Regions from separate parts of the Homo sapiens genome. Here region 2 is linked to region 1. A link is a loop called in an ENCODE intact Hi-C map of the cell type or tissue named here. Cell type or tissue: heart left ventricle. All regions are shown on one strand. Links, peaks and the distances in the headings refer to the core of each region. The heading gives the core; the rest is flanking DNA.

Region 1 (9,090 bases), core at 830-8,829:
TTTCTTCTCTTTCCCTCTCTCTGCCGCCTTGTCTCTCTCTCTCTCTCTCTTTGTCTGTGCTTCTGCCTCTCTCTCTCTGTCTCCTATCCTCCCTCTCTCTCTAGAAAAAGATTTGTTCCCCGCCACTCAGCAGCAGCACTCAACCAAAATGAGTAATTAATCCTCACAGCTCCTCTTTATCTGGCCCTCTCATATTTGGTTACTTTTGGCCCAAGAATATTGGAAGATATGCTACCCAGAGTAAATTACCTTATTTCACTGACTCTTTGCTTGGAAATATGTTACATTCTAAAGGTCATTTTATAAAAGGGATTACTAGATCAAGGCAATGCCACGTCAGCTTGATTGCTGTATCAACGTAAGAAACCAGGGCAAAAATAGAGAATCTAGAGTTATTTACTCATCTATGTCAGGAAGCAGGCTATTCATCTTTTCTGGAATCGAGTAAAACTGCTCCCAAGGCATTTTAGACAGGAATCTTGATATAACGGGAGATAATAATAGGAAGATTCACTGGCTTGAGGGTTTCTTAAAGAGAGATTCGATGAAGTGGAGGGGTCTGGAGATATTCGGCTGTCATCATGGAAAATAATATATCCCCTCTCTCTTTTTCTTTCTTCTTCCTTTCTCTCTTTCTTTCCTTCCTTCTTCCTCTCTTTCTTTTTTCTTTCCTTCTTTCTCTTTCTTTCCTTCCTTCCTTCTTTCTCTCCCTCTCCTTCCTTCCTTCTTTCTCCTTCCTTCCTTCCTTCCTCTTTCTTTTTTCCTTCCTTCCTTCTTTCTCTTTCTTTCCTTCCTTCTTCTTTCTCTCCCTCTCCTTCCTTCATTCTCATTCCTTCCTTCCTTCCTTCCTCTTTTCTTTCTCTTTCTTTCCCTTTCTTCCTCTTTCTCTCCCTCTCTTTCCTCTCTCTCCTCCTCTCTCCCTCTCCCTCTCCCTCGCTCTCTCTCTCTCTCTCTGTCCCCCTCTCTTTCTTTCTGGATCCAGCTTTTACTCTGTTCTAGGCCCTGGAAATACAAAGAAGATGGACACAGACACTGGTGGACAAGGGGGCACTTCCTGGCCTTCTGAAGCTTTGGGTCTGAGGGAGGACACAGGCAGGTAAGCAGGCAGCGAGGATGGTGGGTGCAGAGTGCCGTGCTGGGAACAGTTTGCCGGGGGTTCGCGTGGATCCCTGAAAAGGCTCGTTCCAGCTTAGGAAATGTTAGCCTGACCAGGTGGAAAGCTCACCCCTGCTCGCCATCTGCTGAAGAAGGGTCACGTACATGCCACCTGGCTTTCTGCGGGGAGATAGCATCTGGAAGGCAGAGAAAGCTCCTCTGGGTGGGGAGAAGTTTCACTGGGCACCATCATGATTTATTCAGCAGCGTCAGACACCTGCACCCTGGGGCCAGCGCCGGCCTTGGTGGTTCTCCAGGATTCGTTCTGGGTGCACACACCTGTCTCTTCCTACACCCGGGGAATGGGGGGTGGGGGACAGAGGCCAGTCCAGAGGCAGCAGCCTCTCCCACCCTTAGCCTGGGTAGGGGGAGGAAGCAGTCCTGGCCAGAGCCCCAGACTCACAGCGGATGTGGCCAGCTCACCTGGTGGCAAGAGGGAGCCAGAAACGTCCTTGGGGCCCTGAGTCCCAGTGCCAGGACTGTTCCCTGCAAGATTTCTCCTCCTAGGCTCACCACGAGATTCAGTATCCTGTGAAGCCTTCTCCTAATAACCCCAGGCAGAACTCACTGCTACCAGCACCTGGCAGGCTCCCTTTGTGTGGATTGTGTGTGCACACACGTGCACGTGATGTGTTTACAAACTAGATGTGGGCCGTTTTGATACCTCCAAGCTAGGATTATGTTAACACTGTCTGAGTAATATAAATCATCACGGATTAAAAACAGCTTGCATTTGCATAACATGTCGTACTTCTCCAGATGCTGCTCACATCTTCATTTTCTGCATCGGTCTCACCAGGATCCTGAGAGGAGGAGAGGGCGGGTATTAGATGTCCCCAAGAAGTGAAAAAAGAAGTGTCACCGGCATTAAAGACTGAGCAAGGAGGCGTCAAATCTCCTTGACCCCATGCTCACAGCACAGCTGGAGGAGACAGAGGTCTCGCCTTCACCGAGCTTAGCGGTATGACATGTTTCTCCAGGCCAGCCTTGCAGTTTTTAACACCACTGTTTAAATGATAATTTTGTTTAAAAATTTATTTTTATTTGGCTAAAGATTGAATAAGGCTGGTGCGGTGGCTCACGCCTGTAATCCCAGCACTTTGGGAGGCTGAGGCAGGCAGATCACAAGGTCAGAAGTTCGAGATCAGCCTGACCTACACGGTGAAACCCCATCTCTACTAAAAATACAAAAATTAGCCAGGCATGGTGGTGCACGCCTGTAGTCCCAGCTACTTAGGGGGCTGAGGCAGGAGAATAGCTTGAACCCGGGAGGTGGAGGTTTCAGTGAGCTGAGGTCACGCCACTGCACTCCAGTCTGGGCAACAAAGCGAGACTCTGTCTCAAAAAACAAAAACAAAAACAAAAAAACCCCCAAAAAACAAGATTGAATAGTAAGCTAGGAACACAGTAGCTGATTAGTGTAAAGATTAGTTACCTAATATTGATATTAGGCAAAGTTTTAATTTTTACCATGTACAGCAAAACCTAATGCTGTTTCCCTATTGTATTCTACTCTCTTTGGGAGTGTGGCCATGAAGACTGAGGCTGGCCATAGCCAGGACCCTCCCCAATAACCATGTCTTCTGTTTTCATTTTGAGCAGGTCCTAGGCTAAGCACTTTGCAGGCACGATCTCAATAAACAGAGGTAACAGATCGACAAAGTGTGGCCAGGCACGGTGGCTCACGCCTATAATCCCAGCACTTTGGGAGGCTGAGGCGGGTGGATCATCTGAGGTCAGGAGTTCGAGATCAGCCTGACCAACATGGAGAAACCCCATCTCTACTAAAAATACAAAAAATTAGCCAGGCGTGGTGTCAGTCGCCTGTAATCCCAGCTACTCTGGAGGCTGAGGCAGGAGAATTGCTTGAACCCAGTTGGTGAGCTGAGATCGCACCACTTCACTCCATCCTGGTTGAAAAAGCGAGTCTCCATCTCAAAAAAAAAAAAAAAAAAAGACAAAATCAGTTTTATTCCCATTGTGCAGATGAGGAAACTGAGGTTCAGCAAGGCTCAGTGATTTACTTACAGTTACAGGTAGGAGTGGTGGTGCAAAGGTCCACACCCAGACTGTCCCCAGCTCCTGGGGGAGTAACCACTAGGTTTTGCTGCCTCCCTCTTCTCCAGCTCCTCTGCCACAGTGGGGCTCCTGTTCCACTGCCAGGACCCCAGGTAGGAGCAGGGAAGTCGTGGGGCAGGAGAGTCAGCCCTGGATTGCAGCAGCGGCCACCAAAGGCAGGGCCACTGGGCGATGAGCCTGCATTAGGCTTTTCATCCCTGCTGCTCCCTCCAGCTCCTCGTTACTGTCCTTAATTATGAAATAACAGCGGTTCCCAGGCAGAGGGAGGGCGGGAGGGTGGCAGAGCGAGCATCCAGATGGCCCTCCTGGCAAGCGTGGGCCTCGCCTGGTCTTTATGTAAGAGTCGCTCTGCTTTCCAGATTGCCTTCGAGTCAGATGTTTAAACACTTGTTTTGTGTTTATGATACAGAGGAAGAAATTAAAAGGCCCCCAGGGGAAAACGAGGAAGGGAAAAACCAGGAGTGATTCTGGGGGGTTGTCAGGCCAGATGGAGAGAGAAATCGAGTCTGGGACTGGTGTTCAGATGACCATGAGCAGGTGGCTTCTCTGCCCTTAGGTGGTGAGATCCAGGAGTGCATGACAGAGGGAAGTGGGTGAGCTCCTTCAGGAAACAAAACTGGAACTGCCAGCGACTGAGGGCCTGCTGTGTCCTCAGCACTGTGCTCTAGCACACCTTATATGCCCTCTCTTTTTCTTTTCTTTTTATTTATTTATTTATTTATTTATTTATTTATTTATTTATTTGAGACAGAGTCTTCCACTGTCACCCAAGGCTAGAGTGCAGTGGCACAATTTTGGCTCACTGCAGCCTCAACTTCCCAGGCTCAAGCGATCCTCCCGCCTCAGCCCTGCAAGTAGGTGGGACTACAGGCACGCCCCACCATGCCTGGTTAATTTTTTAAAATTTTAGTAGAGATGAGATCTCGCTATGCTGCTCAGGCTGATCTTGAACTCCCGGGCTCAAGTGATCTTCCCGCCTCGGCCTCCCAAAGTGCTGGGATTACAGACGTGAGCCACCTTCCCGGCCTATGTACCCTCTCTCAATCTCTCAGCAGCCCTGTTTTACAGATGGAGAAATCAAGGCTTTGCGGGGGGATTTGGTGACTTGGCCAAAGTCAGATTGCCTGACGTGCAGAGTTGGCCTGGGACTGCTGGAAGTTTTTCCCGCCTGGAACATTCTTCCTGCATCCAACTCCCCCTCCTGCAGAAAATCTCCCCCAGCAAGCCAGCCCAGCTGCGTGCGCTGCTGCCCCCTAAATTTCCTGTGATTGTGACTTCTGAACTGGATGTCTTACTGCATCTGACCTTCGGTAGCTCGAGAACTGTTCATAGGCCCCTGGAATCCGCACTGGAAAAGGCCTCCGTAGTCAACGCTCCAAGCCTCCATTGGCTTTTTAGATTCCCTGAAAGGCATCCCAGCTGTGCTGAACACTGACACCAAAAGGGAATCAGTCAATCACTGCTCCTTTGAACGGAGTTTGTGGCTTGACACTTCTTCACTGCAGAATCTCTTAATGGACGGAACCAAGTCTTCACTTCTCTCTTTCATATCCTGTAGCGGGTAGTGCAGTGCTGGGCCCACTAAGAGATGGCAGAAGCACAGCATAAGTTAGTTGCAAGAGCATAGAATCACCATCTCTTTTGACAGGTGAGGAAATTGAGGCCTAGATTGCTGGGGGCTTGCCTACAGTCACACAGTGAGTGGTGGACAGAGCTGGAACAAGGACTCAGACCCCTTCCTAGCCCAGAGCTCTACCCACTCTTTGCTGGCCTTGGGTCTTGCTCCTCCCAGCAGATTTGGGTGTTCCCTCCACAGTGCTCCCCAAGGGCCTTGCACAGACCGCTGTGAAAGCATGTACCAGAATCTGTTGTCACAAAATACGCAGGGTTTTGGAGACCAGGGACCTCGTGTCATGTCTCCGGACCTACGGCTTCTTCTGTAAGCCTGGCCCACAGAAGGCACCAGGAAATGTTGGAAAAAGGCAGGAGAAGAGGGAGGGGGGCAGAGGAAAGAGGGATGGAGGAGCAGCAGGGGATGGCAGGGGCCTCCACTGTGAGGGGGGTCCCCCAAGACAGCCTGTCATTACAGCCGAGTCAGAAGGAACTGTGACCTGGTTGACTGTGAGCAGGAGGTGTCTGAATACGGCTTTGTAACAATCATGGTAATATAGAGTTCACAAATACACTCTGCTTTATCCGATTCCCAGTGCTTGTTGCATTTGGTTTGCACAACACAGGAGGCATGGGGCTTGTATTATGTTGATTTTGCAGGTGAGGAGACTGAAGCTCAGTAAGGTCCCGCTGTTAATTAAAGACAGAGCTTGAACTATTGAACCCACACCTACCAGTTTGTAGCCAGAATCGTTTCTGCCATGACATATTTCCTTCCTTCCTTCCTTCCTTCCTCTTTCTCTCTCTCCTTCTTTATATATATATATATATATATATAGACAGAATTTCACTCTCGTTGCCCAGAACTGGAGTGCAATGGTGTGATCTCGACTAACCGCAACCTCCACCTCCCGGGTTCAAGCAATTCTCTTGCCTCAGCCTCACGAGTAGCTGAGATTACAGGCATGCACCACCACGCCCGGCTAACTTTGTATTTTTAGGAGAGACGGGGTTTCTCCATGTTGGCCAGGCTGGTCTTGAACTCCCAGCCTCAGGTGATCCTCCCGCCTTGGCCTCCCGAAGTGCTGGGATTATAGACGTGAGCCACCGTGCCGGGCCCATTCATTCTTTCTTTCACTTCTTTCATGACTAGCTCACATTCTTAGGCGTGTTGTTGCTTTTCCTTGAACACGCCAAGCACAGGCCCTCTGGGGCATCTGCACTTGCTGTTCCTCTGCCTGGGATGTTCTTCCTACTGCCATGCCCACCTGACCCAGCCCTTGCTTCGCTCTGTTTCAGTGTCACCTCCCTGACCACCTGTCCCCAACAGCTCCCCCATTACCCTCTCACACACCTGAGCCTGCACCATTTTTCTTCATAGACCCAATCACTCCCTGACTTTATATTGTTATTATATGCTATTTACTGTATTATATTCTGTTTTATAGCTATTTGATTAATTACCTCTTCCCTCTAGAACATCAGCTCCTTGAGAGCAGGGTTTTGTCTCTGTTGTCCACCATTCTATTCTCAGCACCTAGATCCATGCCCAGCACATAGTAGGTGCTTAAATACGTTTCTGTTTACTGAATGAATAAGCACCTATTATGTGCCAGAACCTACTCTGGATTCTGAGAATACGCACATGATTACGTTGATCTCCTGCCTCTAAGATGCTCATAGCAGACAGACAAAAATGGGTCACCAGGGCTGGGCATGGTGGCTTACACCTGTAATCCCAGCACTTTGGGAGGCCTAGAAGGGTGGATCACCTGAGGGCAGGAGTTCCAGACCAGCCTGGCCAACATGGAGAAACCTGTCTCTACTAAATACAAAAAATTATTGGGGCATGGTGGCAGGCCCCTGTAATCCCAGCTACTCAGGATGCTAAGGTAGGAGAATCACTTGAACCCAGGAGGTGGAGGTTGCAGTGAGCTGAGATCGCACCACTGCACTCCAGCCTGGTGACAGAGTGAGACTCTGTCTCAAACACACACACACACACACACACACACACACAAATGAAAAACAAACAAACAAACAAAAACAAAAAAGGGGCACCAGGTCAGCATGTGGGCTGAGGTAGGCCCCCAATAAGATGGCTCCTTTAGCTGTTGTGTGGCAGAGCCTACTGGATGACCGCTAGTATAAATTCTACTCTATTTCCTTAATAACAGAACCCTAAATTTAGCTGGGTGTGAGGTCACTTAGAGTAAAGGCCACATTTCCCAGCTTCCTTTGCAGTCCAGTGTGGCTATGTGACTCAGTTCTGGCCAATTTCCAGGAAGTATCCTTAGAGAAAAAGGGTGTCCCCTCTGCTGCCCTTTCCTCTGCTCACTGGATTGAGAAGTGATGGGTGGACTTAAGCAGCCATCTTGGGCCGTGAGGATGAGGCCACACCCCCAGAATTCTGGCACACAAAGCTAGAAGCAGCCTGGGTCTCTGACCCTGTGAAGCACAAGTCATCTCACCTTCAGAATTCATTTAGCTGAGTGAGAAATTTACCTGAGCGAAAAGTAAATTGGTTTAATCTACTTTTATTTGGGGTTTTCTGTGACTTGCAGTTGACTAATCCTAATCCTTATTGATGCAGCCTTAGAAGGAGCGGAGAAAGTGGCTAGGAGACTTGTTTTGGTTCTCAGAGAGTGAGATGGCCCCACCATTCGGCAGAGAGGCAGAAGTTGTGGTTGAAGTGTATCTGGATCTAGGCAGGGCCTGTTGACCTTGCAAGTTTTATAAATCATTAATGGTAGCACTCATTTGATCTCCATTCATTCATTTACCTTTTCATTTATTTCTTCAGTTGTCCCACCATTCACTCATGAGGTTTATCTACCCATCCATTCATCCATCAAAACATTCCATGAGGCAGGTATTCATGGGGCTGGGGTGTGAGTTTGAGCCAGGCAGGGAACAGTTTGCAAATGAAGCTCAGCTGGGAGACTGGGAGCAGGGTCTTTGGAACTGGAGTGCCCTATCTGAGGCCTGGCAGTGCTTGCTCTCTCATCAGGCTTCTGCCTCTACTGGAGGCACATCTGTGGAGTGGTCAAATTCAGGATTACAGGAGTGTGCCAGTCCCAGGGAGGGCCAGAGAGCCCTCCAGGTTCCTTGGGGACTCCCAGGGCAGGTGTCCTCCCACCCCATGCCCTGCAAGAGAGCAGGCAGTAAACCTTTTAGCTCAACTGCACCTTCATTGTGTCATGAATGGTGGTTGATATCAGCAAGAGAATGATTCATGTGTCTTGTAGTTTCTGGAAGATCTAGAAGGCGTAAAGTCCCTGCTTAGGACACATGCTAAGAATATGCTGGAAGGGAGTCAGAAACTCATGGGCCTTGTACGTTTTCTCCAAAATTGAGCCAGGATCCTGGGGGAGGAGTGGGATTAACAAAGATCACAGGACTTACTGGGGTGGAACGAGGCTGAGACAGCAGAGACAAGGCATATTTGATAGAAAACAAAAAGTGGATGAAAAAATGACTCCCTGGATGTCTGTGGTTCACCCAGAATAAGCCGGTTTTTTCCTGGAACTTCATGAACCTGTACTTTCGCAGATGTTTTGGTCAAAACTGAAGGTTACAAGACAGAAACAAAGCAAAAGTATCTATCTCTGTAATCTTTTGTGATATAACGAAGCATCCCAAAAGTTTTTTTTTTCTTTTTTTTTGGAGACGGAGTCTCGCTCTGTGGCCCAGGCTACAGAGTAATGGCATGATCTTGGCTCACTGCAACCTCCGCCTCCCAGGTTCAAGCAATTCTCCTGCCTCAGTCTCCCAAGTAGCTGGGACTACAGGCATGCGCCACCACTCCTGGCTAATTTTTGTATTTTTTGTAGAGATGGGGTTTCACCATGTTGGCCAGGCTAATCCTGAACTCCTGACCTCAGGTGATCCACCCACCTCGGCCTCCCAAAATGCTGGGATTACAGGCGTGAGCCACTGCACTAGGCAGGCATTTCAAAACTTGATGGTGTAAAACAACAATATTTTTATGATTTCCCATGATTCTGTGGTAAGCTGGGCAAGGCTCCTGCTCCACGTGATCATGGCTGGACATGCAGGCAGCTGCATTCAGCTGGTGGCCAGAAGGTTCTAGAAGGGCGGTCAGTTCTTCTCCACATGGCCTTTCTTGCCACATGGTCTTTCCCTCTGGCAGGACAGCCTGAACTTCCTTACATGGTGGTGGCTGGACTCTGAGAGTGAAAGCAGAAGCTTCCAGGCACCCCCCACTTTTTTTTTCTTTTTTTG
Region 2 (9,090 bases), core at 643-8,642, 58 kb before region 1:
TTCATCTATCCTCACTTTTGCTGTGTGCCAGGCCCTGAAGGCACAGCCATGAATAAGAGAAACACAGGCCCTCTTCTCATCCATCTGGAAGACAACAATTAAATAATTGCTTTAAACAAAATGCTATAGGACAGTGTCCTGCTCCGGTGAAGGTAGCCTTTTGTAATAGTGCTCTAGGTCAAGAAGAAGACAGACTCTATTTTAGCACACCAAGTGGTAGAACAGCAAGTCTGGCTGTCTTTGGGGAAGTCCACCCTGGGACCAGATCTCGGTGCTGGTCTCACCATCTCCCCTTCCCTACCTGCAGTGTCTGAAATCTTCCAGTGCTCTCCTGCCCCAACCCTTTCAACAGCAGAGGAAATAGAGGGACAGACAGAGGACAAAGAAGGGGCTCCAAGAAAGATGCTTGATGGTCATTGCAGAAGGCAAGGCCCAGGGTCTAGCTGTGAGGCCCTGTCCCTTGGTTGGGATCAAGTTGACAAGACAAGAGCAGCTGCCCCATGTGTGGCAGGAAGCTATTGCTGAGACCTGGAAGTTGAGTGATCATTATTTTGGATTCTGGCAGTAGGGAGACCATATTGTTTTGTATTTTGTTCCCACCCTCACACAGTAATGATGATGCCAGTGAGGACAACACTGGTTAACACTTCTGCGGGGGAGGTTTGCCCTGTACCAGGTGCAGTTATGTGCCCTGGATACCTATGACTAATTAGAGGTAGGGCTGCTGCCAGCATCCCTTAAACAGGTGTGGCCCCTGGAGGCACAGGGCTGTGAAGTAACTTCCTAAACTCACTCAGCTGTGGCAAAACCAAGCGAGGCCCTTGTAGCTGGGGTTACACTGGAGAGTCACACTCTTCCACGGACTGCCTCAACTACTCCACTCTGCCAACTCAACTATTAGCAGAATGGTGCCTGGGGTAACAGTGGACCACCAAGGACAGTAAAAGTCTCCAAGCACACTCTTTAGGCAGTGGCATGAGGTAGTGGCAGCTTGCCCTCTTCAGGGGGATAAGAGGATAGTGGCTGAGAGTGGTATCCTGGAGCCAGTCTCCTGGGTTTGAGTCCCAACTCTGCCTTTTACTACCGTGTGACTTTGGGCAACTTACCCTCTCTGTGTGTCATTTTTCTCATCTATAAAATAAGACCACTCACAGTGTTTCCGTCAAGGTTGATGTGAAGATTAATGGGATAATGGCGGTCAGGAGCTTGGCCTCGGTCTTATTTCTGTATCAGCTGGGGGACTGTGGGCAGGTACTCAGCCTTTCTAGACCCCACTTTCCTCTTATCTGGGATGAAAAGAAACCCAGCTGGGACCTCACACATGACAAAGGCTCAGTGAGGTGGAGAGTCCCAAGCAGATGAGAGGGATGTCTGGTTGCAGGGCAAAGGGACTGGGTCCTAGGAGTATTTGGATGCGTGGCTGGGTTGGATGAGGCAATCGACAGTGGACAGGCTGTCCTGGGAAGCCTGCTCCCCAGCTGCCTGGGGTGAATGCCAGGGCCTGCAGCTTTCACAGGGGCCGTGGCTGGGGCCAGCATCCGTGCATTCTGGGGCCTGGTCTTGCTGCCTCTTTGAACACTGGCTTCAGGTGTTCAAATTCCTATGGTTCAGTGTCCTCCCTGCGGTCCTGAGTAGCACTGCAGGGCTGTGGCCAGGAGCCCAGGGCTGGTGTTTGACCTTCTGGGCCTATGAGTGCCGAGGTGGCCAGGGCTCCTCTCGGCCTCCTCAGTGTGTTAGGTCTTTCTCCTTTTATTTTTATTTATTTATTTGAGACAAGGTCTTGCTCTGTTGCCCAGGGTAGAGTGCAGTGGGACCATCGTAGCTCACTGCGACCTTGAACTCCTGGGCTCAAGTGATCCTAGGACTACAGATTCCAGTAGCTGGGCCTACAGACATGTGCCACCACATCTGGCTAGTTTTTTTGTTTGTTTGTTTTTGAGATGGAGTCTCGCTCTGATGTCCAGGCTGGAGTGCAGTGGCGCGATCTCAGCTCACTGCAACCTCCACCTCCCGGGTTCAAGTGATTCTTCTGCCTCAGCCTCCCAAGTAGCTGAGGATTACAGGCGCACACCACCATGCCAGGTTAATTTTTGTATTTTTTGTAGAGATGAGGTTTCACTGTGTTGGCCAGGCTGGTCTCAAACTCCCAACCTCAAGTGATCCATCCATCTCAGCCTCCCAAAGTCATGCCTGGCTAATTTAAAAATATATTTATTTTTATAGGGACAAGTTCTTGCTATGTTTCCCAGGCTGGTCTCAAACTTCTGGGCTCAAGTGATCCTCCTGCCTCGGCTTCCCAAAGTGCTGGGATTACAGGCATGAGCCATCCATCTGGCCGCTCTTTCTTTTTAAATTATTTATTGAAAAAAATTAAAAAATTTTTATGGGTACATAGTAGGTGTATATATTTACTGGGTAGATGAGATATCCATTACCTCAAGCATTTATCCTTTGTGTTACAAACAACCCAATTATACTGTTAGTTATTTTGAAATGTACAATTAAATTATTATTGGCTATAATTACCCTGCTGTGCTATCAAATACTAGATCTTATTCATTCCTTTTTTTCTGAGACAGGGTCTTGTTCTGTCACGTAGGCTGGAGTACAGTGCTGTGATCATGGCTCACTGCAGCCTTGACCTCCTGGGCCCAAGCAATCCTCCCACTTCAGCCTCCCAAGTAGCTGGGACTATAGGTGTGCACCACCATGTCCGGCTAATTTTGTTTATTTTTTACAGAGACAGGGTCTTACTATGTTTCCCAGGCTGGTGTTGAACTCCTGGGTTCACAAATTCCTCCTGCCTCAGCCTCCCAAAGTGTTGCTATTATAGGTGTGAGCCACCATGCCTGGCCTTATTCATTCTTTCTACTATATTTTTGGACCCATTAACCATCCCTACTTTCCCCTGCCCCCCAACTACCCTTCCCAGCGTATAACCATCATTCTACTCTCTATCTCCATGGTTCAATTGTTTTAATTTTTAGCTCCCACAAATAAGTGAGAACATGTGAAGTTCGTCTTTCTGTGCCCGGCTTGCTTCACTTAACATAATGACCTCCAGTTTCATCCATGTTGTTGCAAATGACAGGATTTCATTCTTTTTTTTTTTTTTTTTTTTTGAGACGGAGTCTCCCTCTGTCGCCAGGCTGGAGTGCAGTGGCACGATCTCGGCTCACTGCAACCTCCAACTCCCTGGTTCAAGCGACTCTCCTGCCTCAGCCTCCCAAGTAGCTGGGATTACAGGCGTGCGCCACCATGCCCAGCTAATTTTTGTATTTTTAGGAGAGACAGGGTTTCACCGTGTTGGCCAGGGTGGCCTCTATCTCCTGCCCTTGTGTTCTGCCCGCCTTGGCCTCCCAAAGTGCTAGGATTACAGGCGTGAGCCACTGTGCCCAGCCTTTTGCCCATTTTAAAACTGGGTTATTAGGATTTTTCCTATAGGGTTGTTTGAGTTCCTTATCTATTCGATTATTAATCCCTTGTCAGATGTATAGTTTGCAAATATTTTCTCCCCTTCTGTGGGCTGTCTCTTCGCCTTGCTGATTGTTTCCTTTGCTGTGCAGAAGCTTTTTAACTTGATGGGATCCCATTTGTCCATTTTTGCTTTGGTTGCCTGTGCTTGTGAGGTATTTTTCAAGAAATCCGCCCAGAACAACGTCCTGGAGAGTTTCCCCATCTCCTTTTTTTCAAGTCTTATGCTTATTTATATTTATAAATATGACTTTTAGGTTTTTTTGAGGTGTGATTTGCCTCTTTTCAGTGCACAGTTTTACAAGTTTTGAAAAACAAAGTCACGCAAACACTGCCACAATCAAGACACGGAGCAGTTCCATCACCCCCCCGAAATTCTCTAATCTCAGCCCCTCAGCATCCCTGGATGCCAGGCTTAAGAAGTGGACTTCCTTCCCCTGGCAGAAGGAGGGCAGGGTCGGGCTCCGCGTCTGGGGGCTGTAGGCAGGGCTGGGGCTGTGCCATCTGCCTGCTCCTTCCTTCTGGCTGAGAGCACTGGGAGGAGGAGCCTGCAGGCTGAGGACAGGCTGTGCTGGGAGCAGGAAGCAAAGATCCCAGGCCCCAGAGCAGCTTCTGACCTTTAGAGGCTGCCTTTGTCTTGGACAGCCAGCTCTCCAGCTGCCTGCGGGGAATGCCCGGGCCTGCAGCTTTCACAGGAGCCATGGCCTGGGCCAGCTTCCATGTAGGCACCAAACGAAACTGCAGAGCCAGGCATGGCCCTGGGGTGCTGGGCCACAATGCCAGGCTCAGGAAACCAGTGTCCTGCCTGACACTGGGCCCTGGAACGGCCCAGCGAACTCCATTTTTTTTTTTTTTCATGAGGAAGGCAGGAGATGATAAGACACCTCCTCATCACAGTGTGCTTTGATGAGCTCTGCTAGGTTGGTCTGAGACCACTGTCTGGAGCCTGAACACTGCCAGAGTCATCTTTGCGTCTTCAGGGGAAATGTACTAGTGAATTGGTTGCATGTGCAACAAGCACTTGCTGGACTCTGGGGCCAGAACTCCCTGGGTTCAAATCCTGGGCTTACCACTGAGGCTCTGTGGCTTTGGGAAAATTATTTAGTGTGCCTCAGTTTTCTCATATATGAAATGGCTATAATAAGACTAATACCTATCTCAGAGAGTCGTAAGGATTAAATGAAAAAACACACTTAAAACACGTAGAATGTCCCTTGGTAAGTGTTAGCTGGCATTAATGTTATTTTGTTTCGGTTGTTTTGTTTTTGTTTGTGTGTGTGTGGTGTTTTTTTTTTTTTTTTTTTTTTTTGAGACACAGTCTCACTTTGTCACCCAGGCTAGAGTGCAGTGGCACAATCTTGGCTCACTGCAACCTCTGCCTTCCAGGTTCAAGCTATTCTCCTGCCTCAGCCTCCCGAGTAGCTGGAATTACAGGTGCCTGCCACCATGCCCGGCTAATTTTTTGTATTTTTAGTAGAGATGGAGTTTCACCATGTTAGCCAGGATGGTCTCCATCTCCTGACCTCATGCTCCACCCACCTCAGTTTCCCAGAGTGCTGGGATTACAAGCGTGAGCCACCACGCCCAGCATGATTTGTTTTGTTTTGTTTTTGAGACAGAGTTTGGCTTTGTCGCCCAGGCTGGAGTGCAGTGGCGCAATCTTGGCTCACTGCAACCTCTGCCTCTCAGACTCAAGCAGTTCTCCAGACTCAGCCTCCCGAGTAGCTGGGATTACAGGCACCCGCCATCATGCTGGGCTAATTTTTGTATTTTTAGTAGAGATGGGATTTCACCATGTTGGCCAGGCTGGTCTCAAACTCCTGACCTCAGGTGATCCACCCACCTTGGCCTCCCAAAGTGCTGGGATTACAGGCATGAGCCACCGCACATGGCCCCCATTAATGTTATTTTTATTGTTATTATTATTAAGTGGGAAAAAAAACTCACATTCTGATTCCAGCTGTGCCATCAACTGGCTGTATGGTGCTGGGCAATTCATGTCCCCTCTCTGAGCCTTATGTTCCACAGATACCATTGCTGGACAATTTCAACAATAGAAATAAGAGTGATGTTTATAGAGTTTTCTGCTCTAGCATGGTGCTCTGTCAATTATATTTTTGTCTTATTTGATTCTCTCGAGAAGTCTGTATAGTAAAGTGTCATTACCCACATTTTACAGATAAACAAACTGAGGTTTAGAGAGAATAAATAACTCCCCAGGGTCACCTGTCTACAGCTGGGGGAGACAGAAGTTGAACCCAGACGGTCCTGAATCCAAGGCTCAGAGGTTCAACTCCTGCTGTCCGCTGTTCAGGTGAAGTCAGGGGAATGGACTCAGGGTAGCCAGGCTGGCTGTGTGGTCTGCCCAAGGCATGGGTGACAGCAGCAGAAGACAGAGCGGGGAGGTCAGTGTAAAGGCAGAGGGATGGGCAGGGCCTCTGCCAGCCCTTGACCTCCTGGAGAAGCCAGTGAGGCTGACCTGGGGGCCTTCCCTGGGACATGTCCCTCATCCTTCCTCTACTCGAGGAGCCCAACAAGATACATGCTTGTGCCTGAGGGTAGGGTTGTTAGACTTCCCTGCATCAGCACCTTGTCTTTTAAGCAAGAGAGCTGGAGAGGGCCATGCTTAACCCAGAGAAATAAGTCACTAGTGCCATGTCATTCTCCTTTTTTTTTTTTTTTTTTTGAGACAGAGTCTTGCCCAGGCTGGAGTGCAGTGGCATGATCTCGGCTCACTGCAACCTCCGCCTCCCGGGTTCAAGCGATTCTTCTGCCTCAGCCTCCCGAGTAGCTGGGACTACAGGCACGTGCCACCACACCCAGCTAATTTTTGTATTTTCAGTAGAGACGAGGTTTCGCCATATTGGCCAGGCTGGTCTCGAACTCCTGACATCGTGATCCACCCACCTCGGTCTCCCAAAATGCTGGGATTACAGGTGTGACCCACCGTGCCCAGCCGTCAGTCCCTTCTTAAAAGCCCTGTGGCAGCTCCTCATGGCCCCAGGATGAAGAGGAGAGACGGAGGGGCAAGCAGTTTGCAAACCATCTGGACACTGGTGCCTGGGGAGGAGGCAACAACTCCTGCACTCAGCCCCTCGGCTGCGGAACTGGAAGAGGACACAGCCCCAAGGACAGAGACAAACAAACTGTGGGAGCCTTAGCTTCAGAGTCAAATAAATCTACGTTTCATCCTGTTTCTGCCACTTCCTGGGTGAGTGACTCTGGGCAAGTGCAGGGCGTGTGAACATTGGGAGAGGTGGCACCTGTGAAGTGCCTGAGCACATAGTAGGTGCTCAGTATGTTTGAGCTCATCTCCCTTCCTTCCCTCAGACCATGTCTCACATGCTGAGTTGGAAAAGGTCTGGTCGGGCTCTTGGTTACACTATGTATTATTTACATGGTATTGCACAAATCCCTAAACTATGCCATGTCTCTATTGATTAAAAAAAAATAGCCAAGTACACCCTAACACCTAATGATGATCATAAGATACATCTTGATTTCAAAGATGTCAAATATCAAAAGATGGTGTATCTCAGAATTGCTAAGCTTTGCTGCCCCAAACTTCACTCCTTTGCTGTCCTGAGTGTGTGCTTTTCAGCTTACGGTTTGTTGCCTCATGGTCTCAAGGTGGCTGCCAGGCATCCTATACTCTCACCCTCATCCCCATAAGGAAGATGAAAGGGCTGCCCCACAGTGGTTAGGTGACAGCCTCCCTTGTGTGGGGAGGACACAAGATCTTTTCTAGAAGTTGCTCAACAGACACACCATTGGCCAGAACTGGGTCACATGACTGCTGCTGTTGCAGAGCAGGCTGGGAAGGCTTTGACAAAGGAGGACAGTCATAAAGGCTTAGAACAATCCTTTTCAGCTCCTGTAGTGGGCGCCATGATGTTCTACCCTGAATGGGAGTTCTGCTAGCGGGGACAAAGTGAGTCGCCCGTTGGGCAGGCACATCTCAGACTCAGCCACAGACGAGACCTGGAAAACTCAGCGGACTCCGCCTCCCACCAAGACCTTTGATCTATTTATTTTTCCAGCATCCTTAATAGATAGCCATCCAGCCTCAGCTCAAACCCCTCTAACGGAGGACTCAGAACTTCACAGACAGCTCCCGGCCTTTCTAACTGCTGGATTGTTGAAATGCTCTTGCTTAGAGATGGAGCCAAATATGCCTCTTCCCACCAGTCCTGGCTTTGCCCCTTGGGGTCCCCCAGGTCCAGTGGGTTTTCTCTTGCTGGTGGTGCCTGCAGGTTTTGAAGACAGAGCTCACCCACACACCCCCACCCCCACTGCCTTCTCAGTTCCCGAATATCCCAGACATTTTCCTGACATTCTTAAAGGCATCAGTCATTTGTCATGGAGCTTCCTGTATTAGTCTGTTCTCACACTGCTGATAAATACATACCTGAGACTGGGCAATTTACAAAATAAAGAAGTTTAATGGACTTACAGTTCCACATGGCTGGGGACGCCTCACAATCATGCCAGAAGGCAAGGAGGAGCAAGTCACATCTTACATGGATGGTAGTAGGCAAAGAGAGAGTTTGTGCAGGGGAACTCCCGTTCTTAAAACCATCAGATCTCGTGAGACTTACTCACTATCAGGAGAACAGCATGGGAAAGACCCACCCCCATGATTCAATTACCTCTCACCAGGTTCCTCCCACTAAACGTAGGAATTGTGGGAGTTACAATTCAAGATGAGATTTGGGTGGGGACACAGCCAAACTGTATCACTTCAAATTAAGCAAATCATTTCAGCCATTCTTTCCTGAGAGTTCACTTTTGTCAGGCATTGTCCTCAGTCCTGGGTAGATAACAAGGAACAAAGCAGACCTTCCTTGGTCCGAGCCCACTGAGGAGCCATTTGTACATGTATTTCTTCCTCCAGGAAGCTTTCCCTGATTTCTGGATTGGCCTAGGAACTCCTTTTCTGGCTCCCACAGTCCCCATGCCCCTCTTCTATAACACTCCATGCACTCCTGACCTGAGTTTCTTTGTCTCCTACCCTGGACCGTGATCCCCATGAAGGCAGGGATGCATGTTGGTCATCAAGGTTGTGCTCAGAACAGAGCTGACAAATGGTGGGTGCTCGGTTTTTTGCTCTTTCCTCTATGAATGGGCAGTTACAGAGGTGGTTCTCAGAAGAACCGGGAGGAAGGGCATTTCTGGAGGTAAGGCTCATGCTCATGGCATTAGCCTCTGCTGGGACAGTCTCCATGCTCTTGGCCTCAAGCCTTCTCCTCGCTCCCCAGCTCAGAGCTGCAGGGTCAGGAGCCTGGTGAGCTTCTGGTACCCAGAGTGTCACAGCACAGGACAAGCAGCTGACTTAGCAGAAACAGGAATGCTTGCTCAGCCACATACCGACTGGGTGTCCTTGAGCCAGTGACTTAACCTCTCTGAACCTGTTTCCTTATTTGTAAAATGGAAACATGAACAGTGACCTCATGGGGTGATTGAAGGAGTTAATACCTGCCAATAACCTGGTGCATAGTGGGAGTGCCGCCACCTTCAGTTCTCGCTCCAACTAGTGGGGCTGCGGGTAGGGCCCTGCCAGCCTCTGCTCGAGCTGGAGGATGGTGCTGGGTGATGGGGATGGGCGAACATCAGGCA

Evidence for each region. Hi-C counts contacts between places; a loop is a spot of excess contacts. Peaks named below come from ENCODE experiments on the same cell type or tissue, not always from the same donor. Only the 100,000 strongest peaks of a DNase experiment are listed, where the experiment ranks them.
Region 2: it touches region 1 in a loop (9-fold over the local background); 11 of 110 quality-filtered maps call a loop at or near these places.

Annotation. Positions count from the first base shown.
Region 1 is chr22:35,521,982-35,531,071 of GRCh38, forward strand. No RefSeq gene overlaps it. Among named protein-coding and RNA genes, the nearest start is that of RASD2, 14 kb to the right of the region's middle. In heart left ventricle, for the core only: no CTCF peak of the experiment used is centred there; DNase peaks (open chromatin) are centred at 1,399 and 4,473.
Region 2 is chr22:35,463,867-35,472,956 of GRCh38, forward strand. No RefSeq gene overlaps it. Among named protein-coding and RNA genes, the nearest start is that of MCM5, 68 kb to the left of the region's middle. In heart left ventricle, for the core only: no CTCF peak of the experiment used is centred there; DNase peaks (open chromatin) are centred at 1,490 and 4,075; H3K27ac peaks cover 1,797 bases.